Linked DNA regions of Homo sapiens: region 1 is linked to region 2. Evidence: chromatin loops called from intact Hi-C (ENCODE). Cell type or tissue: B cell. All regions are shown on one strand. Links, peaks and the distances in the headings refer to the core of each region. The heading gives the core; the rest is flanking DNA. Region 1 overlaps TNN (tenascin N). Region 2 overlaps RABGAP1L (RAB GTPase activating protein 1 like).

What was found. Peaks named below come from ENCODE experiments on the same cell type or tissue, not always from the same donor. Only the 100,000 strongest peaks of a DNase experiment are listed, where the experiment ranks them.
Region 1: it touches region 2 in a loop (13-fold over the local background); 6 of 110 quality-filtered maps call a loop at or near these places.

The regions. Positions count from the first base shown.
Region 1 is chr1:175,117,680-175,134,234 of GRCh38, forward strand. TNN (tenascin N) reads left to right here. Exons shown (of 19, transcript NM_022093.2): 11 at 882-1,145; 12 at 5,721-5,984; 13 at 9,276-9,406; 14 at 10,353-10,485; 15 at 10,916-11,067. Among named protein-coding and RNA genes, the nearest start is that of TNN, 58 kb to the left of the region's middle. RefSeq lists enhancers at 11,597-12,505, 12,506-13,412. In B cell, for the core only: CTCF peaks have their summits at 7,790 (motif pointing left) and 7,990; a DNase peak (open chromatin) is centred at 7,782.
Region 2 is chr1:174,251,771-174,268,325 of GRCh38, forward strand. RABGAP1L (RAB GTPase activating protein 1 like) reads left to right here. Exons shown (of 26, transcript NM_001366446.1): 7 at 710-820. Among named protein-coding and RNA genes, the nearest start is that of RABGAP1L, 100 kb to the left of the region's middle. In B cell, for the core only: CTCF peaks have their summits at 6,459 (motif pointing right), 6,660 and 11,100 (motif pointing right); DNase peaks (open chromatin) are centred at 6,511 and 11,111; H3K27ac peaks cover 495 bases.

The DNA.
Region 1 (16,555 bases), core at 4,211-12,210, 870 kb after region 2:
TTCTATGAAGGAGATGACATGGTGTAGGTATAGAGAATAATGAAGTAGTGATGTTTCTCAGATAGGAAGGGGAAATAGTAATAGGATACACATGGCCAAAACAACCAAATAACAGTTGCTTAAACAAGAAAGGAGCGTATTCCTCTTGTTGAATAGCAGAGTGTACGTTGGCCAGAGTTTTGAGGATAAGGATAGCTCCTACGTTATATTCTTATTTTAGTGGAAGCGATATCTAACCATATTTTGTACAGTGATTTAATCAGCAAACCAGCATGATGAGTGAATCTATGATATGCTAGAGAATATTCAACCAGGGTTTTACTTTTTGCGGATTCCTTTAGTAATATATAGTGAGCATTTTCCACGTGCCCTGCCCACTACTAGGCACTGGGAACACAGGAGAATAGGATGCTGCCCTCTTCCTCCAGGGGCTTACATTTAGAAGTGGCTTTTAGAATCTTCTAGTATGAAATGGGAGGTCTTTACTGACATGATGTGAGACACAAAATTGTTAGTTCCTGGTGAGCAGAGACCATGTCTTTTCCAATTCTGGATTCTGCACACTGTCTAGAACATTTCATGGACAGAGTTGGGGCTTGATATACCCTTACTAGATGAATAAAAGATTTGTTTTGCTAAAGACTTGGTAGAGGTAACAGCCTGGATTCTCAGGTTCTGATCTATTGTGCTTTCTACTTGAGGAGCCAGGTATATCTTGGGGGAGAAGATGATGTCCATGAAACAGCTAAAAATGAAACAAGAGCATATGAGGCGGAAACCCCACACAACATGAAAGGGTTTCACCCCACGCAAAATGACCACCAGTTTCTGCACTCTGGCACCTGTTCATAGTGCATATTGGTCAGCATTTTTTTTTTCAGACATTGACAGCCCCCAAAACCTGGTCACTGACTGGGTGACAGAGAATACAGCCACTGTCTCCTGGGACCCGGTGCAGGCCACCATTGACAGGTATGTGGTGCACTACACGTCTGCCAACGGAGAGACCAGGGAGGTTCCAGTGGGGAAGGAGCAGAGCAGCACTGTCCTGACGGGCCTGAGGCCGGGCATGGAGTACACGGTGCACGTGTGGGCCCAGAAGGGGAACCAGGAGAGCAAGAAGGCTGACACCAAGGCCCAGACAGGTAATAGAAGTGAAGAGAAGAGCAAACCCGGGTAGTAGCTGCAGGTTGATCTATTGCAGCTGAGTGATGATGCAGCTGCTTTTGGCATCTGTAACCTCAGGGCTGCAGACTGTTTTAGGAGAGTTTGCTGTAAAAACAAAACAAAACAAAAACAAAAAACAAACAAAGAAACAAAAAACTTTCATTCACCCAAAGAAAGAACAACGTGTTATAGGAAAGGCGTCCCGATCCAGACCCTTAGAAAGGGTTCTTGGATCTTGTGCAAGAAAGAGTTCAGGGTGAGCCCATAGAGTAAAGTGAAAGCAAGTTTATTAGGAAAGTAAAGGAATAAAAGAATGGCTACTAGCCATGGGCAGAGCAGCCCTGAGGGCTTGTGGTTGTCCATTTTTATGGTTATTTCTTGAAGATATGCTAAACAAGAGGTGGATTATTCATACCTCCCCTTTTTAGACCATATAGGGTGACTTCCTGACATTGCCTTGGCATTTGTAAACTGTCATGGCACTGGTGGGAGTGTAGTAGTGAGGATGACCAGAGGTCACTCTCATTGCCATCTTCGTTTTGGTGGGTCTTGGCCGGCTTCTTTACTGCAGGCTGTTTTAACAGCACGGTCTTTATGACCTGTATCTTGTGCTGACCTCCTATCTTATCCTGTGACTTAGAATGCCTTAACCATCTGGGAATGCAGCCCAGTAGGTTTCACCCTTATTTGACCCAGTTCCTATTCAAGATGGAGTTTCTCTGGTTCAAGCATGTCTGACAAAACTATAGTAATGGACCCAGTGGGAGCAGTCCCATGAATGCCTTTTTTTTCTTTTTTTTTTTTTTTTGAGACAGTCTTGCCCTGTCGCCCAGGCTGGAGTGCAGTGGCGCTATCTCGGCTCACTGCAAGCTCCGCCTCCCGGGTTCATGCCATTCTCCTGCCTCAGCCTCCCAAGTAGCTGGGATTACAAGCGCCCGCCACCATGCCCGGCTAATTTTGTTTTTGTATTTTTAGTAGAGACGGGGTTTCACCGTGTTAGCCAGGATGGTCTCAATCTCCTGACCTCGTGATCCGCCTACCATGGCCTCCCAAAGTGCTGGGATTACAGGCATGAGCCACTGCGCCTGGGCCCATGAATGTCTTAAAACTCTTTCCAAAGCCTGTGTTTTTAATCATTGTGTCTCTCAGCTATAGGAAATAATGTAAAACCAATATAAAATTCTTAAAACCACTGATTAAAAACCTGTTTTGTGGCAAGCTATTTTGTATAGGTTTGACCGAATAGACGCTGTGTGATAGAAAGGAGCAAGTATTCACCTGGGTGGCTGGAGCCCTGTTTCCTTGCAGTAGGCAGCTGACTTTTAATGAGCATCATCTAAGTGCCAGGCCTGGGGAACACAGTGGTGAACAAAACAAATATCTCTACTCTCTTGAAGTCTAGAGTGAAGATAGACAATAAATAAGAAAACACATTTAAAACCGTAAATTATGCTAAATTCTGTGAAGGAGATGAACATGGTGTAGGTATAGAGAATTACAGGGTAAGGATGTCTTGCAGATGGGAAGGGTGAGTAGTAATAGGATATACATAGACAGAAACACTCAAATAACAGTTGCATCAGCAGGAATGGAGTGTATTCCTCTCTGTAGAATGTCCAGGGCTGATACGGTAGCTCCTCGTCCAGGAGACCCAGGCTTCTTCTGTGATTGTTGCTTAGTCATCCCTAGCAATTTGCCCTCCTTTACCTGGTCACCACCCTGTCTGCATTGTAGCCAGTGGGAAGAGGCATGATGAAAGTCAGGGCATCACTGGGACATTGCACATATCAGCCCTTCTCATGTTCCATTGCCAGGTCCCAGACAGACCTCACTGCAAAAAAGGCTAGGAAATGAGGTCTTTAGCTGGATGGCCCTGTGCCCAGCTTTACTTTGGTTATGCTGTCCTGACCAACACAGCAGCTGCTAGCTACATGTAGCTATTAAAATTATTTTTATTTTTATTTTATTTTCAGAGACAGGGTCTCATTCTGTTAGCTAGGCTGGAGTACAGTGGTATGATCACAGTTCACTGCAGGCTTGACCTCCCGGGCTCAAGCCATCCTCCCACCTTAGCTTCCCAAGTAGCTGGGACCATAGGCACGTGCCACTAAACCTGTAATTTTTTATTTCTTTTAGAGATGGGGTCTCACTGTGTTGAACTCCTGGGCTCAAGTGATCCTCCTGCCTCGGCTTCCCAAAGTGCTGGGATTACAGGCATGGGTCACTATGCCCAGCCTAAATTTTAATTAATTAAAAATAAAATAAAAATATTTTCTCATTTGGATTAGCCACATTTCAAATGGTCAGTAGCCACATGTGACTAATGGCTACGGTATCGGACTGTGCCGATTATAGAATACTTTCATCATTGCAGAGAGATCTGTTGGACAGTAAGTGTGCTTACAGAAGAAGGGGGAGAATGGATTTTGGCAAAAACTAGCCATTTCTGGCAAACGGAAGAGTATGTGTGATGTCCCCCAGCTGGAATAGTACCTGGGATGGTTGGAGAATGAAAAGAGGCCAGTTTTGCTGGAGCATAGAGGGTGGAAGAGCAAGTGGCCTGAGATGAGGCGGGAGGAGCAGGGGCAGATCAGCCAGGACCATGTGGTACTTAGAGGACAAAATGGGCTATACTTATTAATACTAGAAGAGTGATATGATGCAGTGTTCATTTAAAAAACATTTTCCAGGCCACAGTGAGGAGAATAAATGGAGAAAATGACAAGGATAGAAGTTGGGAGGTTCGTAGGGAAGCTGCTAGAAAAGTCTGGGTGCAAAATGCTGCTTGTCTAGGTAAGCATGATGGCAAAAGGGACAGAGAAGAGGGGATGTCTGGAATATATTTTTGAGGTATGGATGATAATACCTGTTGATAGATGTGGGGTAGGAAGAAAATGAGGACTCAAGTATGACCTGTGTTTTTTATTTGAGCAACATGGGAGATTGGACTACCATTTCTTGAGAGGGGAGACTGAGAAATAAAAAGTTTGGGGAGAAGCATCAAGACTTTTAAATATTTAAGTTCAAGATACTTGTGAGATTCCTTGGTTAATTGAGTGATTCATTTATTGATTACATAAATATTTATTGAGTGTCTAATACAGGCCAGGCACCGTGGTGGAGATGCAGTTGTATAAACTAGTCAGGGGCTCAGAATTAATAGATATTGTGGAGCGATTAGCATCCAGTTGGTATTTAAAGCCATGGGCATGAGTGAGATCACCTAGGTGGAAAAGTACAGAGAGGAAAAGAGGGAGCTTTGGGACAGGTGCAGTGACTCTCACCTGTAATCCCAGAACTTTTGGAGGCTGAGGTAGGTGAATTGCTTGAGCTCAGGAGTTCAAGACCAGCCTGGTGAAATCCTGTCTTTACAAAAAAAAAAAATACAAAAATTGGCTGAGTGTGGTGGCATGCACCTGTATTCCCAGCTACTCTGGAGGCTGAGGTGGGAGGATTGCTTGAGCCTGGGAGGTCAAGGCTGCAGTGACCTATGATGGCACCACTGCTCTCCAGCTTGGGTGAAAGACCGAGACTCTGTATCAACAAAACAAAACAAAACACAACAAATAACAGAGAAAGGGAGCTTTGGGTGCTCCAGTGTTTGAAGGTTGCTAACAAAGGACTGAAGAAGAGCCAGTGAGTTAGGAAAATCAAGGGAGTATGTAGTCATGGAAGCCAAGGGTTGAGAGTGTTTCAAGAAGGAAGGAGTGGATCAGCTCTGCCAAATGCCACCCAGAAGCAGTGTAAAGTTGAGAATGGCAAGTATGCATTAGATGTGGCAACACGGATGTTGTTGGTGACTTAGACTAGCAGATTTAGTTGTGTGGCATAGAAAGATGCAAACAGGATTGATTGGAGAGTGAGCAGTGAAGTTAAGGTATGTAGACATTTCTCTTGAGACAATCTGTCAGTTTAAGGTTGCAGAGAAATGGAATGATACGGGAGAGGATGGGGGATTCTAGACCTTGCTTGTCTGGGACTGATGACAGAGAAGAAGAGATTGATGACACAGGAGAGAAAGGGCAGATCTGCAGCAAAGTCCTTGAGAGGGTGGGAAGGCCTAAAATTCAGAGCGAAGAGTCTTGGCTTTAACATAAGATGTCAACAGGAACTTGGCCTAGACCTTCCATTTCCCTGGGCCTCCATTCTCCTCCCCTTTTATAAGTCGGAAAGGTTGGAGGATATGACTTCTTGGCTCTCAAATTCTGTGAAACAAAATAACTAGATACCAGGGAGATCAGAAAAGAGGTTATATCCACAGCAGTTTTGGTGGCTTATCTTGTTGCTCAGGAAGTTTTATTGTTATTTTGATGAGAATTACAAGGACAGAAATTTTTTATATTAAAAAGTGGGAGATGATCTGATTCCTTCCAGTTTTATATCCAGTGGTTTGTTTCCTTGGAAATGGAGACCAGGGGCCTTTGACTCGTGTTTTAAGTGGAATTCTACCATTATTAATGATAACATGATGGAGAGCTCCTGGTGATGAGGTGGTAAGATGCGATGTCTTCCTTTGTTCTAAAGTTCAGCCTTTTCTAAATCTTTTTAAAAAGAAATTGACGGCCCCAAAAACCTAGTGACTGACTGGGTGACGGAGAATATGGCCACTGTCTCCTGGGACCCGGTTCAGGCCACCATTGACAAGTACATGGTGCGCTACACCTCTGCTGACGGAGAGACCAGGGAGGTTCCGGTGGGGAAGGAGCACAGCAGCACTGTCCTGACGGGCCTGAGACCAGGCATGGAGTACATGGTGCACGTGTGGGCCCAGAAGGGGGCCCAGGAGAGCAAGAAGGCTGACACCAAGGCCCAGACAGGTACTGAGAGGGACCAGGCCAGGGGAACACCTCACACTTATCAGGAGAGAACCTTCCTCCATCAGTGGGCTGGGGAGGGGAGCAGGAGGGTGGTTGCTTTACCCGAGGACATTCTTCAAAGTGGTTCCTTTTTTACGTCTTTGAGCTAATTAAGTTGACACAACAGCTCAGATAAGATGAGAGAGTATAGAGGGAGTGAGTGCTGGTGTCAAAGGTGGCCTCCCTCACCCCTCCACCCGGCCCAGCGCTCAGAATCTCCACACTTGCTATGGAGAAAATGGTTGGGCCTCAGCTGCAGTTGGGAGAAGACAGAGGCAGGAGCCTCTTCTGTTTCCATCTTCCAGAATGGAGGCAATGGGGATGCATCTTTCTCCATTCCATCCTCAGTTGATGATGAAAGGTGCCTGAATTGCATGTATTTTGTGTGTGTGATGGGGCCTCTGATCTTGGCAGAGCATCACTGAGGTCAGAACCCAGAGGCACTTGGAAGAGAGCACTGTGCCCACCCTGAGGTCTATGAGCCTCTTCTGGCAGTACGGGCAAGGTCTGTCCATTCCATCCATGGCTGAGCGCACCAAGTGTTGCCACGGGACCTAGAGATGGCTTGAATTTCTCTATGGTTTTTATTAGTTAAAATTAGCTTGCATTTTTAATCTAAAAAGTAATATATGCTTATAGTAAATATTTTCAAACTAAATAGAGACGTGTTAAAACAAAACAAAACAAAACAAAAACGGCCAGGCGCGGTGGCTCATGCCTGTAATCCCAGCCCTTTGGGAGGTCAAGGCTGGTGGATCACCTGAGGTCAGGAGTTTGAGACCAGCCTGACCAACATGGAGAAACCCCGTCTCTACTAAAAATACAAAAATTAGCTGGGTGTGGTGGCAGGTGCCTGTAATCCCAGCTACTTGGGAGGCTGAGACAGGAGAATTGCTTGAACCCAGGAGGAGGAGGTTGCAGTGAGCCAAGATTGCGCCATTGCACTCCAGCCTGGGCAACAAAGAGCGAGACTCCATCTCAAAAGCAAACAAACAAACAAACAAACAAACAAACTCCTCTCTCTGTCCTGGACTCCCTAGTATGCAGGGTTGCTCTCCAGATGCAACCAGTAGCCAGTTCTCCCTTCTTCCCTCTTTCCCACTTCCTACCTCCTTCTCCCCTTCCTTTCTCTGTTCCTTTCTCTCTTATTCCTTTCTTCTCCTCTTCCTTGTTTATCTTCTCTTGGGTTCACCTTCTCCATTTTTGAAGACAGCAATAAAAAGATTCTCATTTTCCTGCTTCATAGAAATGTGAAAGTAACTAAGACAGACATCTCAAGTCCATAACCAGGGAGTGGTGGGCAGTCAAAGAGGTGGCAGGAGATTGCTTAAGATGTTAAAATAGCCACAGTTTTGCCTTGATTGTGAAATCAGGAAATTCAGTTTTTCTGTGAGACGAATAGAATAAAATCCATGCCAGATGTTATGCTTTAGAAAATCAAACCAAGTTGATATTACAGAAACTCAAAATTTGTCAAAACATCCTAATTCAAAACAACAGCTGTCTGATTTCTATTAAAATACTGCAATTCAGCTCTCAGCTGAAATGCTACTGGGTAGAAAATAGCCTGGAGACGTCTTTTTGGGAAGTTATAAATTAAAATAACCTTCTATGATAATGCTTTTTCAAAAGAGAAATTTCCATTCATATCTTCTTTGGTTAAAAAAAAAAAGAGCCTTCTGACCAGTGATGTTGACCAGTATTTTTGCTGAGCTTCTGTTTTCCTGGTCTACAGTGCACACTTGCTTACCCACGCGTTCCCTCTAGTGTTTGGGTGAGGAAGTACATAGAAGAAGAGCTCTGCTTTTCCTATATCCCTTCTCTTTCCCTCTTCCCTCCCCCACCTCTTCCTTTCTTCTCTTTTCCTTCCTTCTCTCTCTCTCCCTCTTTCTTTCTCTTTCTTTCTTTCTCTCTCTCTCTCCCTTTCTCTCTTCTTTTCTCTCTCTCCTTCCTTCCTTCCTTCTCTCCCTCCCTCCCTCCTTTCTTTCTCTCTTTTTTCTCTCTTTCTTTCTTTCTTTCTTTCTTTCTTTCTTTCTTTCTTTCTTTCTTTCTTTCTCTCTCTCTCCCTCCCTTTCTCTCTTCTTTTCTCTCTCTCCTTCCTTCCTTCCCTCCCTCCCTCCTTTCTTTCTTTCTTTTTTCTTTTTCTTTCTTTCTTTTTTCTTTTTCTTTCTTTCTTTTCTTTTTTTCTTTCTTTCTCTCTCCCGCTCTCTCTCTCTTCTCTTTCTTTCTTTCTCTCGCTTCTCTCCCTTTCTTTCTTTCCTTCTCTCTCTCTCTCTCTCTCCTCTATACAAGCACCTGTTCCCTTGCCTTCTCCTTCTCTTCTTTCTCTACTGGGTATGCATCTAAGGCCACACACTTCAATATGTAACAGTATGTAAGAAACATAACTTTTTGTTTCTTTCTTTTTTTTTTTTTTTAAGACAGAGTCTTGCTCTGTCACCCAGGCTGGAGTGCAGTGACGTGATCTTGGCTTACTGCAACCTCCGCCTCCCGAGTTCAAGCAATTCTCCTGCCTCAGCCTCCCGAGTAGCTGGGATGACAGGCGACCACCACCATACCCGGCTAATTTTTGTATGTTTGGTAGAGATAGGATTTCATCATATTGGCCAGGCTGGTGTCGAACTCTTGACCTTGTGATCCGCCTGCCTTGGCCTCCCGAAGTGCTGGGATTACAGGCATGAGCCACCGTGCCTGGCCAACTTTTTGTTTCTATGCCAACTTAATTTCAATCATAAGCCCATATTCTACTTAGGGTAAGCTCCTTCCTCAGGGCTGTATGTAAGTCTTGGGTAGTTTCCCAGTGACAGGCATTGGGGCCCATCCAGCATTTCAGGCAACTTTCCAGGCGGGCCAAGTCACCCTGGTTTCTTTGTGCATGGCCCTTTCAGATCTGTGGCCCTCTTATCTTTCCACATCCTTTTGGGAGCCCTGCCATCTCTGAGGATCTATCTGCCAATCTAGGCTGTTAATATCCACCACTTTGTGGGAACCTGCCTGGGAAATGGGGGCCCAGATTCCTTTCCTCTGGGACCCACCCAACGCCCTGTTCTTCTTGTCTCTAATGGGTCTGTACTTGTAGAAACAAAGGTCAGAAAGGCCCTGTGGCAGGGAGGAAGAGAGCCTGCAAACTGCTTGAAAGAAGGAGGAGAAATGGGAGGGTTTGAAAAGGGGAAAATATAAACTGATGTCTCAAAAATTACCTTGCCTCAGTTGTATCTTAGTAATAACAATTACCTGACTTTCTACGTACAGAACTCGACCCTCCCAGAAACCTTCGTCCATCTGCTGTAACGCAGTCTGGTGGCATATTGACCTGGACGCCCCCCTCTGCTCAGATCCACGGCTACATTCTGACTTACCAGTTCCCAGATGGCACAGTTAAGGTACGGGGATTCCTTGTCTTTTCTCCTGGTGCCTTCTCTTCTGTGTGAAGCAACTAACTTGGGCCAATCAGCTCATTTGCTGGCCTCACGGCAACTTGCTGATCTTTACTGATCACATTGCTGGTTGTACATCTGCCCCGGGTTATTTTGTTTATTGTTAGTCTTCCCCAATAAATGTAAGCTCTATGTTTGTCTGTTTCATTTATCACCATATCTAAAGTGCATAGGACAGTGCTTAGCACATGGTAGGTGTTCGATATATATTTATTGAACAAATTGATTAACCCTTATTTCAAGGGTTATACCTCCCCTTAGAATCTGAAGGCCAGCAAATTTTCAAAACCTGTCCCAATGGAAAATTATTATTCTCCCTCCTTGCCAATGAAGAAAGAAGGGAGGAAATAAAAACAGGAAGGACACTTAGGTTTATGTGTTACCTTAATTAGTGCTTATGACAGCACAGCTAGGAAGGTTAGCCCTATGTTTATAGAGGAAGTAAGACTGGTTCAGAAGGAAGTTTATTGAAATATCAACTATCTCCTTGTCTCAGATATCAGTGGCCAGTTTCACCTCCCCTATTAATTTCTCCTTAGCGCGGCATTGCCAGCCTGTTCCTGCTGGCAATGTAGCCACTATAGTTAGAGCCCCTGTGTGTATCTGAAGGCCAAAGTCTCCCAGAAACTTGGCCGGTGATCCTGAAGCTGCAGTCCTGGGTGCTGGTTCTCAGCTGATGCTCCCAGTAGTGCTGACTCTCCATGGCATGGCTCTCCAGAGAAGTGGCTGGGACCCACTGCGATTCTGGGCTGCCACTGAGGCTTCGGAGAGACAAAACACTGTGCTCTCAGAGAGCTTCTGTCATTAGCACCAGGGAACGCTGTTGACACCTAGGGTGCTAGTGGGTGATAAACTGAGTCACTGGCTGTCTAATCTCTCCCTTGTTTGGTAGGAGATGCAGCTGGGACGGGAAGACCAGAGGTTTGCGTTGCAAGGCCTTGAGCAAGGCGCCACCTACCCTGTCTCCCTTGTTGCCTTTAAGGGTGGTCGCCGGAGCAGAAATGTATCCACCACCCTCTCCACAGGTAATATGGAATCCTGTACTCTGAACGACCGTGCAATGAGAACCAGCACCGGAAAGCCTAGCAAAGGAGTCCAGGGAGGAGCAAGTGGATGCAGAACTATTGATTTCTCTAGGCATGGGGAAGTGGAAATGGGGTTGTGTGTTCAAAAGAAATCCACCCCACAGTGGGGAGGCTAAAGAGAGGAGTGAAATAGAGTGTTACTTTGTGAGGGAGCTGAGTTGGGGGAGGAAGTGATGTGAACTTGACCTTTTCCTGGTGCATTTGGGGAGTTGATGAGAAAAATAAGATATGAGTGAAGAGTTGGAAGAAGCTGAAGTAGGAAGTTATGAAATAATTTCCAAACAAAATAAATTGCCTTAAAATAGGAAGAAACTCCACCTCTTTCCTCCTTGCCCTTGTCCTAACAACACTCTCTCTGCTTGGCTCCCAGTTGGTGCCCGTTTCCCACACCCTTCGGACTGCAGTCAGGTTCAGCAGAACAGCAATGCCGCCAGTGGTCTGTACACCATCTACCTGCATGGCGATGCCAGCCGGCCCCTGCAGGTGTACTGTGACATGGAAACGGACGGAGGTGGCTGGATTGTGAGTCACGCAGAACCCTGGGGAGCTCTGTGTAGGGCCTTCCTTCTCAGCCCAGGATGCCGGTCATGGATGCTCCATAGAGTGTTTGGAGCCCTATTTCTTCTCCACCCATGGAAGAGAGGAGTTTTGGTGGCTTGTAGCTGTTTTTAGAGAGATCCCAATGTTACAGGAAAGGGGTCCCCATCCAGATCCCAAGAGAAGGTTCTTGGATCTCATGTAAGAAAGAATTCAGGGTGAGTCCACAATGCAAAGCAAAAGCAAGTTTATTAAGAAAGTAAAGTGGTGAAAGTACAGCTACTCCATAGACAGAGTAGGGCGTTTCTGAAAGTAAGGAGGAATGCATGCACCCTATGTACAAGACTTGTTTATATATAGGATAAAAAAAGATCATGAGGGGATGTGCTCTATTACAATGGTTCGTGATAAAGGATTAATTTTCTTAATTACTATATTTTGCGAGAATCAATATTATTATATTTAAAGCAACATTAGGAGTGCTTCTGTTCTCAAGATATCAGGACATTCCTAAGTCTGGGTCTGTTTAGTAAACACTGTCAATCTGTTCCCTTAACCATAAACATCTGGAGGCTAGGAATACCTAACTTTCTGGGAATGCAGCCCAGCAAGTCCCAGCCTCATTGTCTTAGCACTCACTCAAGATGGCTCTGGTTCAAATGCCTCTGACACCAATCAACTGTAAGGATAGAGCCTAGTACTTAACCACTGTCCTAGAACAGGCTTGGTTAGACTAAGGCTGATGACTATGAAGGCTTGTGAGTTGATCATCATCTAGTAATGCCTTATATGTATGTATTACCTATATTTTACCTTCTTCAAAGCACTTCTGTACACATGACCCTCACACAACAGCTTTAGAGTAAGTGAGAGAGGATTGTTTTTCTTATTTTACAGATAGGGACAGTGAGTCCCACAGAAAGAAGTGCCTGGCCTAAGTCATACAAGAATGACAAAGCTGGGACCAGATTTCAAAACTCCAGCCTCCTAATCATTGGTCTTCTCAGTGAGTTCATCTCAGGTCATCCAAGATGCGAATGCATAGCCTGACTGGGGAGTTCAGACCTCTGAACTGGAGTCCATTGTCCAAGTTCTGTACCCTGTCTCCACAGTACAGCAACAAGGCCTTTGAGGTTTTGATTGGAAAGACTAAAGTCTGAAAGACGGAAACTTGGGCAATGCTCTAATTGTCCCTCTTCTGTGTAGATGTTTTATTCTCTTGGGCCATTGTCTGCCTAAACCACATGGCAGCTTCTTTGATTGCATCAGCCTGATCCAATTATATGATAAGCTGTTTTTGAGGGTTGCAATCTGATCCTTCCATCTCCCCTTGCCCCTTTTCTCCCTGTGCCTGAATGATAAAGACTCTCACTGCTCCAAGCCAGCATGCAGCCTTAACCTGCTGTGCATCCGCAACTCACTGTGGGAAAGAGAGAGCATGATCTCATAGTGCTCAAACCTTATTCATTTACACATTCACTCAGGGGCCTGGGAAACCAAAGACACTTGAGCAGCCATGAATAAAAAGATACCATCTGATGAGCAGCAATGAAGAAAACTTATTATCTGCACAGCGACATCTGACGGTTGAAAGGCAGTAATTGGATTGGCTGGGGGAAATTCCCGATTGATTTATAAAAACAACAGAGCAGAATGTAACATGGGAGGTCTTCCACCTGACCAGACCCATAGGGCTGTACCTGCTGCTTTTCATCAGCACCATTGTAAGGCTAAGCATTCTGTCCCTTCAGGCCTGCAGCCCAATTTCCTGCCTTTGTGCCTGTAATTGACTTTTGGCAGGACGTTTGTATTGTCTAGTGTGGCCTTTTTGTAAGCCAAGCTCCCACACAGAAGGAGTTATCTGGGGCAACATTTAGAAAGAGATCTGTCAGTCTGTCTGCCCTGGAATAGTCATGACTTATTGCACATATATTTATTGAGTGCCTACTATGTGTCGGCACTGCTTCATGTACTCAAGATCCAGCAGTGAACCAAACCAACAGAAATCCCTGCCCCCAAGGAGCTTGCCATTTACATCCTGCTCATGCAAATGACCCCTCCTCAAACACAGAGATCGGTTCCAAAAATAATAAAACCACTGTGCATTCTCACCCTCCCCAGCCCCAACCCCACCCCAAGTCTTGTTTTCTGAGCCAGACTCCTGGGGGTCATGCATGAACTGAGGTTCTGCAGGGTTTTACTTAAAGCCACCATGCTCCAGAAAACATGGAGTCCTGAAAACTTCCCCACAAAACATTTTACTGACAGTTGTTACAGTTTTTTTGGGGGGGTTCAAGAGTCCTTTGTCACTGAAGGATGACCCATGGTCTGTTTCTCTGTTTTATTGAGCTTTCAAAATCCTTTTATGGTAATTCTTCCATCCCAAGCAACAGGAACTCAATCTGAAGAATAGGCCAGAAGAACTGTGCCCTGAGGTAAACTCTGCCGCTGGTGGGAGGCTGGAAAGAACATCAGGGAACACTTAATGTTTCAAATATTTCCATCTTTGTTTTCCATCTTGAAAGTCTTAATGCATTAGAGGCTCTTTCCACAGACATTTCAATGCAAGTTTGACTTTTTTTCTCTGTATTTAGTCATTCAGGGCATTGAGTAAGTTCTAGAATGCAATGACAACTCTAGTATAGAACCAGACACAAAGAGGTTTCTTTTGTTTGTTTGTTTTTCTCCCTTTGAAACTTATTTGGTAAGGGGGTTTTGTGATACCCAAATAGTTCATTATAGGGTGTTTTCATCTCATAGAATGGGAGTGGATTAGACTCTGAGTGAGTCAATTAAGGCTGCCTGATCAAGATGTATAAATGATCCCTGTGGGTCAGTTCATTTGGAAACTGATATAATAAAATGCAAACTAACATTTATTGAGAGATCATAATAACTTATTATATCTATATATGCCAGGGTCTGGCTTAACTACTTTATGATTTACTATGATTAATGATCTTGCCGAAGCCTTGATTTAAGATCGTGACGGAGAGGCTGTTAACATCTTAATCTAACAGTTTAGAAAAGTGAGGCTTGTCAAGGTTGCCCAAAGACACAACTAGTAAGTATAGAACTGGTTCTGGTTCAAAACAGTGATGCAAAGAGCACCAGAATCATTTTTGGAAGCTTCCCTGGCCCAGATGAAGTATTATTACACACACACACACACACACACACACACACACACACACATCGCTGGAAAGCTCCTATCAAGCTTGGGCACTGGGTTCACTGATAGGAGATAGAGACCAAATACCTTTGTAATGCATTCTAGGGGGGCAGGGTTGGATTTGAGCCTGACCTTGTGGTGGGAACGTGATTTGACACGATGTATGTGGAGCCATACATCGGTGCTACATGTATCCTAAAATTCCACTGTCCTTGGTACAACAAGAGTCCCAAGGAAGGGGTTGGACCAGGCACCTTGCTAGGAAATTAGCAAGTTCTCAGAGTCTTTGAAAATTCGATTTGGGAAACAGATTCAGTAGGGCTGGTATTTTCAAACTTTCTGACAGAAAGATAAGATTTATGCGTGGTCTTTGTATCAGTGATTAGCTGTAGGACTCTGGATACTCGCTTTTCTGGACTTTCACATCTGTCAAATGGCATCATAAATACTTGCTCCAGGGCCAGCACTCACGAAATGATTGTCGTCTAAGTGAATAAATGAGTGAAGAAAAGTGAGGGAAGCCAAGAAGGAAATAGGGCATTTTTAAAAGATGGATACTTGAGCAAAGGGGAAAGAGAACAACAATGTTAATGTGGTGTTAGCTGTTTGCCGTGATATTTCCTACATTCTGTTCAGTAGCTCTTGCCTATTTATAGAACATTTTTATGTGGTGTCTCATTTAGTCCTCCCAGAAGTCTTATGAAGTAGGCTCTTCTCTTCCCTTCCATTCCTGTTTTACCATGAGCTGGCTGAGGGTCAGCAATAGAAGAGGCTGCCTCAGCAATCCCCACCCATCCCCTGCCCAGGAAGTGGCTGTGGTCTGACTTGGAGTCTGGAGCCTTCTGCATCCATGGTGCCCCACTCCTTGGCCAGCAGACATGAATGGGTGCTTTGGAAGGAGTTAAATATGCACTCCCATGTGGAGCTTTCAGCATTGCTGCAGGGTAACCTACTCTCTCTTCCCGGAGAAAAATATAAAGAAGGCACAAATATCAGGTGGTTTACCTTATAAATTCAAGATAATGTGTTTTACTTCAAGGCACATGCTGTGAAGTCTAGTGGAAAGGAGGGAGATTAGATTTTGTGTTGGGGCTTCTGCATCTGAATGAATGCAAAGAAAAATAGGCAGAGAGAGAAATGCAATTCTAGCCTTTGGTTAGTGGGAATCATTCCTGAGGTTAGCTAGGATGGCATTCAGCTTGGCTCTCAAGGTCATGTGGAATTAGATGTATTATCAATTCCAATAGTGTATACAGGTGTGTGTGGGTACTTTTCAGATTTACTTCCTATAAAAGAATCCAATTTACTGTGACTGGAACTGCCTTCCTTCTCCAAACAGTGGAATTTTTGAAAAGAAGGCAGTCCACACTTTGGTGAATGGCACCCAACTCTGCCTCCATTTTCTTGCTTCTCACTCATTCTTTGGCCCGTTCCAGTTTGGCTTCTGTCCATATCTCACACTGACACAGCCCTTGCTAAAATCACCAGTGATTTCTGTGCCACTAAATTCTAGGGATGGTTTTGGCCTCCTGTTCCTTGAGCTCTCATCAGTACTTGACACTATTGACCACACCTTTCTCTTTGTGGCTTTTGTGATTCCATATTTTTCTAGTTTCTTTTTCTCCACTTCTGTTGCCCCTTCTCTCTCCTTAATGGATTCGTCCTTCTTCATTATACATATTGGATGTCCTCAAGGCTTGATTCTAGGCCACTTTATCTTTTCAGTTCCCATTTTCTTCCTACGTGATCTCAGCTTTTCCCATGACTTCATTTTACCCTCCTCTGGGTCCCATGCTTCTCTGTACTAATTAGGATAGAATGGGCTCCAAATTCCAGCGACTGAACAAACACAGTGTATTTTTCTTATATGTGCAATGTGTTGTGCAGGTTTGGCAGCCAGATATAAGTGTGACTCAGGGATTCAGGCTGTTTCCAGCTTGTAGTTCTGCTGTTTCAGTGTGTGGCCTTTCCCATGGCCCCATGGTGCATGGCAGTAGAAGAGAGAGTGTGGAGAACCCACCCACACACAAAAGGCTCCCACCTACAGCCTTTTGGCTGCAAACAGTCACATGGCTCCAACTTAAATGCAAGGGAAGCTGTAAATGGACATCCTCCTCCTGTGTTCCTGGGAAGAGGAAAGTGAACTGAGACTCAGTGAACTCCTAGCATTGCCTGAGACACACTCTACCTTAATAAGTCTAGCATAGACCTCTCTTTAGAACTCCAGCCCTTACATCCAATTGCTCTGTGGTATTTTCATTCACTAGCACACCTCAGAAATAACTCACACTTAACCACATC
Region 2 (16,555 bases), core at 3,182-11,181:
GGATTTCACTGTTTTACAGGCACTTATGACCACCCAACCAGCTAAACCAGACATGTGACAGTCTTAAGAACTTCAAGTAAACATTATTCCTAAATTTGTTTTAAAACTGAAATTTATCATGTTGTCATTTTTTTTTTTTTTTTGGAGATAGAGTCTTGCTCTGTCGCCCAGGCAAGATTGCAGCAGTGCAATCTTGGCTCACTGCAACCTCTGCCTCCTGGGTTCAACCAATTCTCCTGCCTCAGCCTCCCCAGTAGCTGGGACTACAAGCATGCACCACCACTCAGCTAATTTTTGTATTTTTAGTAGAGATGGGGTTTTACCATGTTGGCCAGGCTGGCCTCAAACTCTTGATCTCAAGTGATCAGCCTGCCTTGGCCTCCCAAAGTGCTGGGATTACAGGCGTAAGCCACCGTGCTTGGCCATGTTGTCTTTTTTAAGATCTTGCTTTTAACTTTGGTTAGCAGACAAAATATAAGGCTCTTGTAAACTCAATTTAGAAATTAATAATGACTGTGTTGCTGACTATAAAGTTTATAGTCAAATAAAATTAATAGTTTGCTGCCTGTGGCAAGGTGAGAGTTTAGTATATCTTAAGAATAAGGGTGTTGTTGCTTAAATACTTTGTTGTTTTGTTCTAACCTTGGAATAGGTTATTTTATCATTTTATTAGATTATTGGTAATTCCTATTCCTTTTGAATATTTCAGCCCTGTGCCTAAGGATAGAGATAAATTTTATTTCAAATTAAAGCAAGGAATAGAGAAGAAGGTTGTGATTACAGTGCAGCAACTTTCTAACAAAGAATTAGCTATTGAAAGGTAAGCAGCTTGCTCCTAAATGCTACCAAAAACTTGTATTGACATTGTTACTGTCTCAGATGCATTGCTCAGTGTGGCTTTTCACTATACTTCATTTTCTCCAATTAAAAATGAGGATAATTAATAATACTTTCTCTACTTTAACTTAGATGTAACTGGTTTCATTGAAAATCAATTGCTGGGGTAAGTAAACATGAAATGGTTTTAGTTTTTCAGTCATAACTGCTACAACTGGGTTTGTTCACATCTTTTTTTCTTGTTCCTTATTTACATACAGCATAAATACTTTTAACTTTTCAATCACTTTCGATTACTCTTCCACTTAGCTGCTGGAATTTCAGAAACTTTAAAAGATAGATACATATTTTTAAAATATATAAATACATACACATATACTTGTGTGTCAATTCACAGGAAAACTATTCAGAAAACAAAGGAATGGTAGGACAAAAGATATAAATAAAGTCAACAAGAAATGATAGTTCTGGAAAAAATATTCGTAATGTAGATGACAGGAAAAGGTAATGTCTACAATATACATAAATTTCTTAACAATTGGCAGAAAGCAGAGGAGAAAAACAGGTCAGAGTATAAACAGATCAGAGGAAAGCTACTGGATGGCTAAGAAACATATGTAAAGAGGTCCTGATTCACAAAAAGACAGGGAAATGCGAATTATAGTAACCTTAAGATATCAGATTGCAAAAATATGTAGTGATGGTGGGGGTATGGGGCAAAGGGAATTCTCATACTGTTAATGGAAATGTAAAATGTACGTATGTCCTTTTTGAAAACCAATTAGGCAACATATATAAAGATTTTAATACCTATAATTGGACACATAAGTCTTATTCTAGGGAATCTGTGCTATTCAAAATAAAAGTATCACTATTTAAGGACATTTGTAAGGATGTTTATTAATAAACTTAATTCAAAGTTAATTCAATACCTAGTACTTCTTTGTCTTTGTTGCTACATATTTGTTAAATTGAAAGTTGCTTTGTTATGCCAAAAAGGAAGTGCTCAAAAAAATGATGGGGGCATATGCTAAAGATAGGGTTTGAAGGGGCTTCAACTGGTTACTTCTTGGGCAATCTGAACAACAAAATAATTAGGTACTTCAGTCAATTATCAGTCAGTACTGAAGTCAATCAGTACTTCAGTCAAACAACAAAGGATGTTTATTAATTTAACTTTGAAGTATTATTTTTAGTGGCAAAAACTGGAAATACAGATGCCTATTTGGCTTCAAGGAGCAAGGGAAGTTGGTGATGCTCAAGAGAAATAAAAGCCTCTTCATCAAGACTGCTGTATACTATGTCTTATTCTAGGGAATCTGTGCTATTGGAAATAAAATTCCAATAATAAATAGATTCCCTCTGTCTTCCCTCCAGTCTCTAGACTGGGATGAGGGTGGGAGGCAATTGAGGCGCTGGCTGATGGCATCATGGCCACTTCTGTTCCTCTTAAATATAGGAGAAGGTATCTGGCCCCCAGTTATCTGCTGTTTTTTTTTTTAGAAGGTAGGCTATCTAGCTCCACTTTGTTCCCATCTTTGAATCCTGCCAGGCAACAGGAAAAGTTTTATTCAGCATCTTGGTACAGTGATGCATGCATGTGTTTTTAATTGCTTGCAAAGTTTGGCCATATGTAAAAACCATCTTTTATAAATTTTAAGATGCATGTGTTTTCATATTGAACATCTCTGAAATTGTAGTTTGTCTTATAATTGATGGCATTTTTTAAATACTTTAAGTTCTGGGATACATGTGCAGAACATGCAGGTTTGTTACGTAGGTATACCTGTGCCATGGTGGTTTACTGTACCCATCAGCCCATCATCTAGGTTTTAAGCCACACATGCATTACCTATTTGTCCTAATGCTCTCCCTTCCCTTGCCCCCGAACCCTGACAGGCCCCGGTGTATGATGTTACCCTCCTTGTGTCCATGTGTTCTCATCGTTCAGCTCCCACTTATGAGTGAGAACATGCAGTGTTTGGTTTTTTGTTCCTGTGTTAGTTTGCTGAGAATGATGGTTTCCAGCTTCATCTATGTCCCTGCAAAGGACATGAACTCATTCTTTTTTATGGCTGCATAGTATTCCGTGGTGTATATGTGCCACATTTTCTTTATCCAGTCTGTCATTGATGGACATTTGGGTTGGTTCCAAGTCTTTGCTATTGTGAATAGTGCTGCAGTAAACATACGTGTACATGGGTCTTTATAGTAGAATGATTTATAATCCTTCAGGTATATACGCAGTAATGGGATTGCTGGGTCAAATGGTATTTCTGGTTCCAGATCTTTGAGGAATCACCACACTGTCTTCCACAATGGTTGAACTAATTTGCACTCCTGCCAGCAGTGTAAAAGTGTTCCTATTTCTCCACATTCTCTCCAGCATCTGTTGTTTCTTGACTTTTTAATGATTGCCATTCTAACTGGTGTGAGATGGTATCTCATTGTAGTTTTGATTTGCATTTCTCTGATGACCAGTGATGATGAGCTTTTTTTCATATGTTTGTTGGCCGCATAAATGTCTTCTTTTGAGAGGCATCTTATAATTATAGTTGTCACCTTTTTTTCATGAGATACAAAAAATAATGGTGAGTCTTAAAATTGATGGCTTTCTTAAAATTGATGAAAAAGAGCTGAAGATATCGTATTTTTGATGTTGAATATTACAGTTCCAAAAGAATATGATTATATTTTGCATACAGGAACCTTTTAGTTTTTAGGGGTAAGCATTATATATAGCAGTGTTTTAAACTTTTTATTTGGAAGTAATTTCAAACTTACAGAAGAGTTAAAAACAATACAACTAGTAGAGAGAAGACCTGTATACTCTTTACCAAGATTGTTACCAATATCTCAGTGTTACCAGTGTTACCAAAATCTCAGATATTGATGACATTTTACCTAATTTGCTTTGCATTCTCTTTCTTTTTTTGAGACAAAGTCTCGCTCTGTCAGCCAGGCTGGAGTGCCATGGCCTGATCTTGGCTCACTGCAACCTCCACCTCCTAGGTTCCAGCTATTCTCCTGCCTCAGCCTTCTGTGTAGCTGAGATTACAGGTGTGCCCTACAACGCCTGGCTAATTTTGTATATTTTTAGTAGTGATGGGGTTTCACCATGTTGGTCAGGCTGGCCTTGAACTCCTGACCTCAAATGATCTGCCTGCCTCAGCCTCCCAAAGTGCTGGGATTACAGGCATAAGCCACTGTGCCCAGCTTGCACTCTCTTTCTCTTCTCCCTGCTACTCGCTATACACACACAGTTGTTTTCCTGAACACTTTTAAGAGTGAGTTAAATACATCGTGGCCCTTTCCTCCAAGTGCTTTAGTGTATGTTTTCCAAGAATAGGGATATCGCTTACATCACCACAGTATACTTATCAACATACGTGAATTTAGCATTCATACACAACTTTTAATCTAACCTGCCATTTGCCTTCCTATTTTGCCAGTTAACCTAATAATATCCTTTCCCCCACTCCAGTTCAGAATTCATTCCAGGATTAGATATTGCATTTAGTTACCATATGTCTTTAGCTTTCTTTAACCTGGAACATTTCCACAGCCTTCCTCTGTCTCTTAAGACTTGGACGTTTTTGGAGAATACATCCATTTTTCCTCTTTTTAATATAACATTGCCCATTTTTGGCTTTGTTTAATATTTGTGACTAAATTCAGATTATATATTGCTGCATAGTTTATATGTCCTTCACAGAGTATCACATCTGGAGGCAGATGGCTATCACAGAGATAGCCATCTGTCCCTTGATGATGATGATGTTAATTCTGATTACATAGTTAAGATGTCTGATTTCTTCCCACTATGATTACTTTTTTTCTTCCTTGCAACCAGTAAGCAGTCTGTGAGGAAACACATTAAGACCATGAAAATATGCTGGGCGCGGTGGCTCACGCCTGTAATCCCAGCAGATTGGGAGGCCGAGGCGGGCAGATCACGAGGTCAAGAGATCGAGACCATCCTGACCAACATGGTGAAACCCCGTCTCTACTAAAAATATAAAAATTAGCTGGGCGTGGTGGCGGGTGCCAGTGGTCCCAGCTACTTGGGAGGCTGAGGCAGGAGAATCCCTTGAACCCGGGAAGTGGTGGTCGCAGTGAGCCAAGATCACGCCATTGCACTCCAGCCTTGTGACAGAGGGAGACTCCGTCTCAACAAAACAAAACAAAACAAAACAACCAACCACGAAAATATATCCTGCTCCTCATCAAAATATCCTCCTTAATTTAACATTCTTGTATGATTCTTGTTGGATCTAGTCTGTACTATGATGATTGCAAAATGATTAATTTCTCAACTCTTGCCTTCTCTCTACATTTTGTATTCAGTCCTTGGCATTCTGATGTAAACCAGAGCTTTCCCTTTTCTTCCATTTAACTACTTGTTATTGATATAGATTCCTAAATTTAACCCCACCTCCTCCCCCCAGTACTATATAATTGACTGAAGTACCTGATTATTTTGGTGTTCAAATTGCCCTAGAATCAACCAGTTGGAGCCCCTTCGAACCCTATCTTTATGACATGCCTGCATCATTTTTTTGAGCACTTCCTTTTTAGCATAACAAAGCATCTTTCAATTTAAAAAGTCTGTAGCAACACAGACAAAGAAGTACTAGGTATTGAGTTAATTTAACTTTGAATAAGCGTTATTTTAAAATCTTGGACTTTTATGATTAAGTGGTATATTATGCCTGAACTGTGCCTAAATGTAAAGGAATGCAATCCTTCCTTTTCTCAGTAAGTTCCATGTTTGATCAACTTGAATATAGAAACCTAGACAAATATAGGTGAAATAGTTGAATGCCTAATTATATATATGTTCTTTGCTAACTGGGTAGAACATTTGCACACACATTTAAATATATTACACAAAACAATAACTTAGAAATGTTACTTTTTGCCCACCCTTATATTCATACAACAATTTTATCAGACTCTCATAATCTTTAATATTGATATCTTCATCATCCTTAAAACTACTTTTTGAATAATTTTAAGGCATTTTTTCCAGAGCACATTATGTCAACTTCTGCCTGAGTTGAGAGAAAATGCCTTTTGAATCAGTATATGCTACTAACATTGGATATTTTACCAAAAACACGAGTACACATTTGTACACATTAGGACAATTGTTTTTAAAGTTACTTTGAATACATAAATGCTATATTGGTTTTATTTCTTTGTTAATTGACACAGAAGAGTTGTATTATTGTGTACATGTTTTGAGATATGTATACTTGTGGAATGGCTAAATTACATTGTTTTTATTTTAACAACTATTTTGCTGATGCTAATATCTAACACTTGCAACCTTGGACTCATATATCCAACAGTAATTACTGAATCCATGTTAAATTTCATTGCTTCCTTTTCCACTGATTCTGTCAGATAATCTCTGTAAACATCCAAATGTTAATTGACTAAGATTTCTTCAGGTGAATGACTCTTCCCTAAACAATACTTTGTTCAGCATAACAGACCAAATTACCTGTGATACAGAAGATTTAGTAAATTCTTGGATTTTTCTATATTGGTAAAAGAAACATTTGCATTTCATTGGATTAAATGTGGTATTTAATATGTTTAAATCAGACTGTAAACAGTGGAATTTAAGGTAGTCCAGCAGGTGGCAGCCTTACCAAGAAAATTCTTAACACCTCTGAATCTTTTTTGTTAGACTGGGTCTCACTCTGTCACCCAGCCTGGAGTGCAGTGGTGTGATCATGGCTTACTACATCTTTCATTGCCTAGGCTCAAGCGATCCTCCCATCTCAGCCTCCTGAGGAGCTGAGACTACAGGCACATGCCATCATTCTTAGCTAATTAAACATCTTTTTTTTGGAGAGATGGGGGTCTCCCTATGCTGCCCAGGCTGGTCTTGAACTCCTGAGTTCAAGTGATCTTGACTTGGCTTCCTAAAGTGCTTGGCTTCCCAAAGTGCTGGGATTATAGGCGTGAGCCACTGTGCCTGACCCAAATCTTTAATAACTGCTGCTGACAAAGTTAATTTGTAATATAAAAGCATTGGTGTGAAAGAAAATCCTTCAAATTACATAATTTTTATCTTCTGAACGAGAAAATAAAATTTATCATTAAAAAATTTTTAAAATCATTATTTAAATTATGTAAAATTATCAACATTCTGGGTTTTTTTTTGTTTGTTTTTGGTGACAGGACCTCGCTGTGTTGCCCAGACTGGAGTGCAGTGATGTGATCATAGCTCACTGCAGCCTTGAACTCCTGGGGTCAGGCTATCCTCCTGCCTCAGCCTCCCAAGTAGCTGGGACTACAGGTGTCCACCACTACTCTGGGCTAATTTTATGTTGTCTTATTTATCTTTCATAGAGACGGGGTCTCGCTTAGTTGTCTGGGCTGGTCCCAAACTCCTGGCTTCAAGTGATCTTCTTGCCTCAGCCTCCCAAAGTGCTGGGATTACAAGTGTGAGCCACCATGCCTGGCCAATATTCTGTTTTTTTTTTTGAAAAATATATTATGAAAGAAGCCATTTCTGTGTGCATCCAAGGGTTTAAGGGTTGTTTATATCTAGATATTTTGCAAATTATACTGCAGTTGTCTGTCTTGACCCTTTTGATAACAAGCACTATGTTGTTTATCCCAGAATCCCCAGCATCTACTATAGTGCTTGGAATACAGAGCTTTATACTTAGCTACTTACTCCTTACTTAGCACTTTCTCAGTGCCAGGCACTGTTCTAGGTGGTATTTCTGAGGTATAGGTACTATTATCTTCATTTTTCAGTTGAGGAAACTGAGGTACAAAAGTTACATAACTTGACCAAGGCTATAAAATTACTTTTTAACTAAGTACATCTAGTACTAGAACACATATTCTTACTCTCTACTGCTTCTTTTTAAATACTTGACTAAATCAATAAAAAGTATATAAAAGTTTATAAAGTTAGAGCATTGGCTAAATTTGTTGTAATATGGAATTAATAACTGCACATTGCACCAATAAAATCCTATGTATTTTAAAGAATGTATGAAAACTGTTCTCAAGTCATGAAAACTTTTAATATTCTTTTCCTTTTCTTGATTACCCATGTTGGATATCACATATTAAGCTTTATTTAATAACTGGATATAAAAGAGCAATAATAATGGCCAACATTTAATGAACACTTACTATTTGGTGGCCATTGAACAACTTTTCTTAACATATGAGGAAGGTACTGTTATTATTACTGCATTTTTTTTTTTTTTTGAGACAGAGTCTCACTCTGTCACCCAGGCTGGAGTGCAGTGGTGTGATCTTGGCTCACTGCAACCTCTGCCTCCCGGGTTCAAGCAATTCTTCTGCCTCAGCCTCCTGAGTAGCTGGGACTATAGGCATGCGCCACTACACCCGGCTAATTTTTGTATGTTTAGTAAAGATGGGGTTTCACCATATTGGTCAGGCTGGTCTTGAACTCCTGACCTCGTGATCTGCCCGCCTCAGCCTCCCAAAGTGCTGGGATTACAGGTGTAAGCCACCACGCCTGGCCTATTACTCCATTTTATAGATGATGAAACAGAGGTTTAATCAGGTTAAGTAACTTTGGTTACTTGGCCAGAAACTGGTAGAGCCAGGATTTAAACCAGGGTCATCTGATTTCTGACTGTGTACTCTTAAAGGCTAAACCCAATTAATTCTTGATTATATACTAGGTTTAAAATTAAGCCAGTTTGAAGATAAATGAATTGGTATTCTTTGGTATCTTTTCAGCAGAATTTAAAAGTGCGAACTTAGATGTTAGGGCATTCAAGTGATTGCTCAGAAATTTCAAACCCTCAGTGCCTTGGGAGAAAAGCCAATTTGTAGAAGAGAAAGCTGACATTAACAACTAAGAGGAGAAAGCAAGATCATTGTATATGAAATGTGTGAGGAGTGGTAGGGCAAAGCTTACTTATTGAGGGTCTCCAGCTGAGATGTTAAAGTGTGTGTACATGAGGTCAGGCTCTTCTGGTGTTCCCAAAGCAGAAATGGTGATCATTTCTCTCTCTGACTAGCTGCCATTATTATGGGTTTTGGTATCACCACATACAGAAATATTGCAAAAGATTTCTTGCATACTAACACATTGATATGTATTTTTAAAGCCTTGATAGTGTTTAAAATACACTATTACTAGCACTGTTACCTAAATGCACTATTACTAGCACTATTACTTAGCACCTACTTGGATGCTTTGAATAGTTTGCTATGCTCAATATTCCAAAGGTGAGAGAAGGGGAAATTTTTTCAGTCTTTGCCATTAGTGCTCTGTCTAGTTGATTTTTTTTTTTGCCAAGTATTACTTCTTATTTCATGATAAAATGATTCAAGACAAATAATACCATATACATTTAGAAAATGGGCCTCTTTATTATTCCTTAACATGAAGAGGTTCCAATAATGGTAGTTTCAGGCCTTGGGGAAGGGTAATCAGGAAGCGATTTTTGGCACCAGGTTTTATGTCTGTCCTATCACTCTTCTCAGGGGTCTGCCCTCATATTAATACTTGTGCTAACCAGAATGAAGTAGTGATACAGCAAGCAGAATATAATGATTAGAGTTGTTATAAGCACACAACTCAATTTGCAGTGAGTAACATGGGCCAACACTGTTGGAAAATAAGGATTTCCATGAGCCACTTCTATCTCACATTGATTTGGGGGGATACAATCATTATATATACATTAGAAAAACATCACTTCTAAATGACAGTGATCATATCAGATCATGTAGTTTGATCATTTGGAGAGTTCAGTGATGTGCCTCTTTTGGTAGCAATTTTGCTTCAGTTTTCAATTTGTGCTTGCCGGCTTGCAGCACAAACTATATAATGAGAAACTGAAGTGATAAGAACCATACTGTGTAGCATGGGTGATTGATAGTACCTTTCCTTGTGTTATTTTCTTGAGGAAAAGATATCCTAGACAAGGAGTACTGAAAAAATCACCCAGGGACTCTCTTCTTCTCATGAAACAGTTTTTTAGTGTGAGTTGACATCACTAAATTTGATGGACAGTAGAATTTGAATTGTTTATTATTTTTTGACTGCTCTAACTTGATGTTAGACCATTCTGAGGGTCTTTTGCTGGATTTACTTAGTACTTATTTTTACTTTTGCCTTAGCAAGTTGTTACAGTTTTATTTAGGTAAAAACTCAAGTTACTATCTTGAAGTTGCCTAGATGTCAGTCTGATTTGGATGTTTTATTCTCTTATGTGAATTAGTACGTTTATGAACTTTTACAGCAAAATAAAGAATTTTAGATGTTATAATAATTTCTCTTAGAGGATATCATTCCTCCCTTTCCTGAAAATGGGAATAGATTAGTGGGATGACCCATATTCTGCATAACATTTTAAAAGCTACCCTGTGAGCTTACTCACTTGTCCTTTTTGTGTTTTCTTTTAAGGCAGTAGAAGGATAACTCTCTTTTTCCATAGGAAAACAGGTATTACTTACTTATACAAAAGTACTTTCATTATTCTCTGTTAATGATTTCATGTGACAATTGATAGAAAGCTATTGGCATTTTCAGGTGAATAATTTGGGGAGTGGATAACTGGAAGCTTCTATCTGACTCTCAGCCTTTGAACTGAAACTTGTAATCAGGACAGAATTTTCAGCATCTTTTCATTGCTGGCTTCTGTTGGCACCCAGTGGGGAGAGGCGGCATCATGGTTTAAGTATTAAATGTGGATGTAGTACTATTACGTTTTTAGCATTGTATTTTAAGAAATACTTTTAAAATATGAGCAATGAAAACATATATTGTTGTCTGTAATGTGTTCTCATAAGTTGATTGATTCTAGATGTTTTGGAGCTCATTAAAAAAAATTCCAGTTTGAAGTAATTGTAGATGCACAGGAAATTGCAATAATAGTATAGAGATGCTCTATGTGTGCTTCCCCATTTCCCCCTATGGTAACATCTTACATAACCATAGTACAGTATCACAGCTAGGAAACTGGCATTGGTACAATTTGCAGACCTCTATTGCAGCTCTTTTTGAATCCTTTTATAAATCACAGTATACTTCTATAATATAAACATTTAATTTATTGGTTTAAGAAATTTGGATATGTAGCCTGGCTGCTAATTAGAAGAGATTGGGTATTTTAACCATATCCTATCCAGTTACCAGGTTATTGCCCCTTGGCTCCAAATCTGTCCTCTTAGCTGATCTGCATTAATGGAGCTTTAAACATTTCTTCTTTGCAGCAAGCACAATATTAAATTATGCCAGTAGAGGGTGTTGCAGGGACACTGCAGGAAGATGGGGTTTCTTTTGTTTCTGATGTGTTACATTTATTGTTTTCTTGCTCTTGCTTATTGTAAGATCCAGGGACATCCAGTGATGCTGTGCTTTTGCTGATGTTTGGTTCAACCCAGCTGTGCACTCACATGCAGTCCCTCCGTGAGCTCATAGCTTTGGTTCTGTCTCAGTGAGGCCCTCCTACAGCCTTCCTGACACAGACACTGTGTGCCCCAGGCCTCGTACCACCCTGCCAGTGAGCTGACTCTGGAAGCCCTGATTTCCTTTGCCCACCTGCCTGCCAGCCTTTGCTGGCTGCAGCCCAGAGGGTTTCCTGCGTGCCTGTGGTCTAGCTTTGCCTGGGCAGTCCAACAAACTTCTTTGCTATTCATTGGGCTGTAATCCTGCCTTCTCCAGTGAGGTCTGAATACCACCTTTGGTGAAAGGACCCAACTTCCACGTTAGTTCTTCTTGTGGTACTCTCCCTTAGCTTTAGGGTTAAATTCTCTTTGTAGTTACTCTACTATGACAGTTAATAATTCTTTATAGTAAATTTTCCCTGTTTAAATTACTGTGTTTTCTGTCCTAATCAAATGCTGACTTACAGTATCTAATTGAATTAATATCTAATGATATTAAGCAGTCCATAAAGTTTCTGATATTTTTCCAGGAAAAACAAAACAAAAAAGTGGTTATTTTAGATAATCTTTTTACTGTCACAGTAATGGCAAGGAAAAAACAACTATTATTTCTACCGTATGTTTATTTCCATTCCACGCACAGCCTTTTTCTTACTAAAGCAAGAAACCCTGCAAAGTAGATTATCTTTTATTTACTTTTTTTTTTTTAACGGGGAGTAGGGAGCTAAAGCATTTTATTTTGCCTTGCTATGAGATCTAGCTTATAATTGGCAACACAAGTATTTGAATCAAGACCATCTTGCTATTCTTCCTAAAGCCTTTTCATTTGACTCTTCTGTATGACTTTCTTTCTTTTTTGGGGGGCCGGGGGATGTTTACAGGGGTCAGTATTAAGTACCTATAAATAGGATATGATTATTTTATTTCTTTAGTAAATATTGTTTAGTTACTAATATTTTATCCGTATTTGTAATAGTAGCATAGTTGTTTTATTCCCTTTTCAAGATCTTTGGATCATTTGAAGGGAAGAGGGAGGAAGACTTAAAAATGTTATTTTTTTTTTAGTAGGACTTTAAGCAATTAATTAAAAGTTAAATATGTCTTATAGGTGAAATTTTGTATTTGTGCTTTAAATATTTGATTTTTAAAATTTTCAGCATATTTTAATAAATTTACTCATTCTTTTTATTTCCCTGGTATTTTTTAAATTTTGAAGTTTTATATATTTAGGTGAATTATTTCATTATTCCACTGTACTACAAGAAACTTAATTCTTTTATAATATGAAATGTCCCTGCTTTTAAGGCTAATTTTCTACTTGTATACTCTATTTTATTCCATTTTGACATCTCAAAGACATTGTTTAAGCAGTCTTTCTTCTACCACACTTGCTTGTTAGATTAGCCCATCCAGTCTCATGACTTTAAATATATCTATGACTGGATGATTCCAAATGTTTTTCTCTGACCTGAGGTCTCCAAACTTATATATTCAACAACTTCAGATCTTCATCTGGCATCTCAAAGTTAATATGTTCAAAAATCAAACTAAAAAATCAAGTTTGACACTGTCCCAAACTTGTTCCTCCTGTAATTTCTCACAGTCTTTTTAATTTGTAACTTGATCTTTCCAATTATTGTAGATGAAAAACTTGGCATTTTCAACTCCATTTTCTCTCACTCTACATCTAATTCTTCATTAAATCATATTAGTTCTACTTCCAACTATGTAAAGAAAGAAAAACCCTAGAGGAAAGGGATTAAAGAAAAAATACGAATAGAAATGGGAAAAAATATAGACTGTAGATAAAAGAAAAAAATTAGAAAAAAAAACAAAAGAAATGACAATCGAGAGAAAAAGAAATAGGAACTCCAAGTCTAATCACTAGTTTTCTTATTTTATCAAAAGTTAATGTAGGTACTTTTGCTATAAATTTTCTCATAAAATTGAATTCATCATTTTTTGCCCATGTTTTGTTCAACCCTATCTACATGTGTTTTATGAGTGATAATCAGGAATCAGTAGCCTGCAAAATGAGCCTTTATGAAGGAGAAAAATGGACTTTTGTTAATCAGCTGTAGCTGTACAGGGGAAGATATTCCTTTTCTTTATGCTTTTAGATGTTTTTGAATTGTGTTTACAAATACATTCAATTGTAAAAATACTTGTAAATTAGCACCCGTTTATTTTGATGCATATAGCTAGTATCTGCAAAAGCCCAAATAATGTATCACTATCTGAATGTCCTGTATTAGTCTTACTGAATGGAAAAGCAAAATAATTGATTTTAAATGTTTTAAGCAGGGATTAAACCATGTCAGACTTTGAAATTTATTGGTTTTCTTGTTATAATCATTTTTAATATATTTTAAAATCTGACTGTAGCTAAGTTCTCATTTTGTATTTGAAGGGAGTTAGTAAAAGTACTCATATTTGGTGGGAGGATGGCTTGAATCAGGAAGTGGAGGTTGCAGAGCTGAGATTGTGCCACTGCACTCCAGCCTGGGTGACAGAGCTGGAGCCTGTCTTGAAAAAAAAAAAAAAAAAAGTGAAGAAGGAAAGCACTCATATTTGAGTTATTCTGCATTTTAAATTTTGACCCTTTATTAATGTGAGAATTAATGGGAACATTATTGCTAAGGATGGTATGGAGGGTTTTTTTGTTTTTATTTTTGAAATTTATTCAATGAAAAATTTTAAGAACATTGACCTAAAAATATTCTTCTTTCTGTATGTTATTTTCTCTGTACTGGTATTTTTTTTTGTTTTTGAAATTTGTTGGTTGAAAATTTAAAAAAAGTGGACCTAAGATATTCTTCTTTTATAGCCTATCTGCATGTTAAATTCTCTGTACTGGTAGCAGCTCTATGGCAGTCCTAAGATCTATTTAGGTTATTTTTTTCTTGGTGATTTTTCCTAGTGTTCTAGGAAATCTAAGATAGATAGTTAGTTACATAGACAGATAGATAGATAAAACGATTTCCTACCTGATGAATGAAAAGAGTAACCAATTTTTAAATCTGGAGAGACTCCTTCTTCCTATTACTGATATCACTGAAGTTACTAGAGTGAAATTTTTAGGATAAATAGCTATAGAGTACCCTCATCTGGGTTTGAATCTTGGCTTTACAGTGATCTTGGTCAAGTTATTTAACTTCTCTGTGCTTCAGTTTGCAATTTGTAAATTGTGAATAAAACTTACCTCTTAAGATTGTGGGGAGAAGATTAGCTAGTAACTGTAAAGTGTTCACAATAATGCTTAATAAATGCATGCTATTATTACTATTAGTGGTACTATTACAACAACCACAGTTAAGATTTTAAGACTATTGGTCTTTTTTGAGTGATAATCAGAAGTAAGTAACCTGCAAAATCTGAGTAGACTGCTACCACTGGAAGGCAAAATCTTGGCTAGAGTTCTTTAGAACCTATGTGTGTATATACAGGCAGTCCTTGCTTTGTAGTTATGGTATACATTATTTTCTCTTACCGTGGTTCAGTTACAACACTAGTCTCCCAAACACATGGTTCAAATTTCTGTTACCATAGTATATTAACAGAGTAATTGCAAAACAAACTCTGCTGTTCAGTCCACAAGTCACTATATACATACATGATTAGTGACCAATCATGTCGCTTCTTCCAAAGTCTGTTGGTGATTGGTCACTGTGTATCTGTTATTCACTTTACTTACAGATAGCAAAGTATGTGGTTGTGTTGCCTCTTTGTCTCTGGTAATAAATCCATTTGACATTTTACAAAAATGGATAATCCAAAGAGGAAATTGGCCAACAAAGCTAACAGTGCTACAAAGAAATGAAAAGTCATAATGCTGAAAGTGAAATTGCATGTAATTTTAGAAGATGCACAGTCTTAGAAGATTTTAAAATGGCAACAGCAAAATGAAGACAGAATGAGACCTAGGCCTGTATAAAGTTGTGATATGAACCATATTGAAAAAGTATGATAAATTTAAAAAAATGATAAAATCACTCCAACATCCTTTAGTTTAAGTTTCACTAGGAACAGAAAGCTGCTTATGGTTTAACTGGAGCATATACTTCTGCTTTGGATTAAGACTGTAATAAACAAAAATTCCAATCAGTTTTGCTAGCATGTCAGCCAAAATACTGAAGTTAGATGCCACATCAAAAGGAAATAGTAATTATAAGGAGACTGGAGATTATGCAATTTCTTTATCTCAATTTTGGGAGAAATATGACATAAAGCATGCAGTTGAAGACATCATTTCAGGGAGCAACAATGAATATTATGTCTGTAGTATAGCAAACTTTTACTTCGCTATAGAAGTAACTTTGAAGGATATGAATAGGACACTTATGGAGATGTAGAATAAATAGCTGTCTGTGGGAGTGTTGACACTGTTGCTATTCAGTGGACTCTAGATATGCAGCCAGATGAACTTTGTGAAGATGAACTTATCAGTGTAAATAAGGAAAGTGGTTGTGATGAAAAGCATGAATGTTCCAGGGGAAATGACTCTGGCAAATTTTTCACATTAAAGGAACTCTTGGAGATACTTCACAACATTGAACATGCAAAGGATAAAGTTTGGAAGTTAATCCAAACTTAGAAAGGAATATGACAGTTTGCCAAGATAGAAAAAATACTTTGTATTGTAAATTATATGAGAAGGCAGCAAGCACTGTTCAATATATTCTTGATAAGTTTTTTTAAATAATTAAAATACTTTAATTTTTGTGCTTCAAACAACGAAGTGCTAAATAAACAATAGTTTTACTTTTTAACAATTGTCCTATATATTTATAACTGAAAGTAAGAGAGTTTTTGAAGTTTGGACAAAAATTTTTAAAGGTTACTGAAGAATCATAATTTTTCCTTTTGAAAAATATCATTTTATATGCAGTTTTGCTTATATGGTTATTTTTGTGGTTCCACACCACTGTACATAGTGACAAATGCCTGTGTATCTTTCTCTACTTCAGTCTTTTTAGTAAGGGAAATAACAGTCTCATTGACACAATAGAAGATTTGCCCAATTATCTTTTTGCTTTAGCCCCTTTGGGGAGACTGACTGAGATTCCAACTTTTATGAAATTATTTAGTTTTAGTGTTTTGCATAAAGTTTTGAAAAACTGTGATTGCATTATAGATTTTCTTATTTGCAGTTCTGTTTTTCCCTTTCTATTATGCTGTCACTTTTTCATTTTTTTTTTTTTTTGAGACGGAGTCTTGCTCTGTTGCCCAGGCTGGAGTGCACTGGTGCAATCTCGGCTCACTGTAAGCTCTGCCTCCCGGGTTCACGCCATTCTCCTGCCTCAGCCTCCTC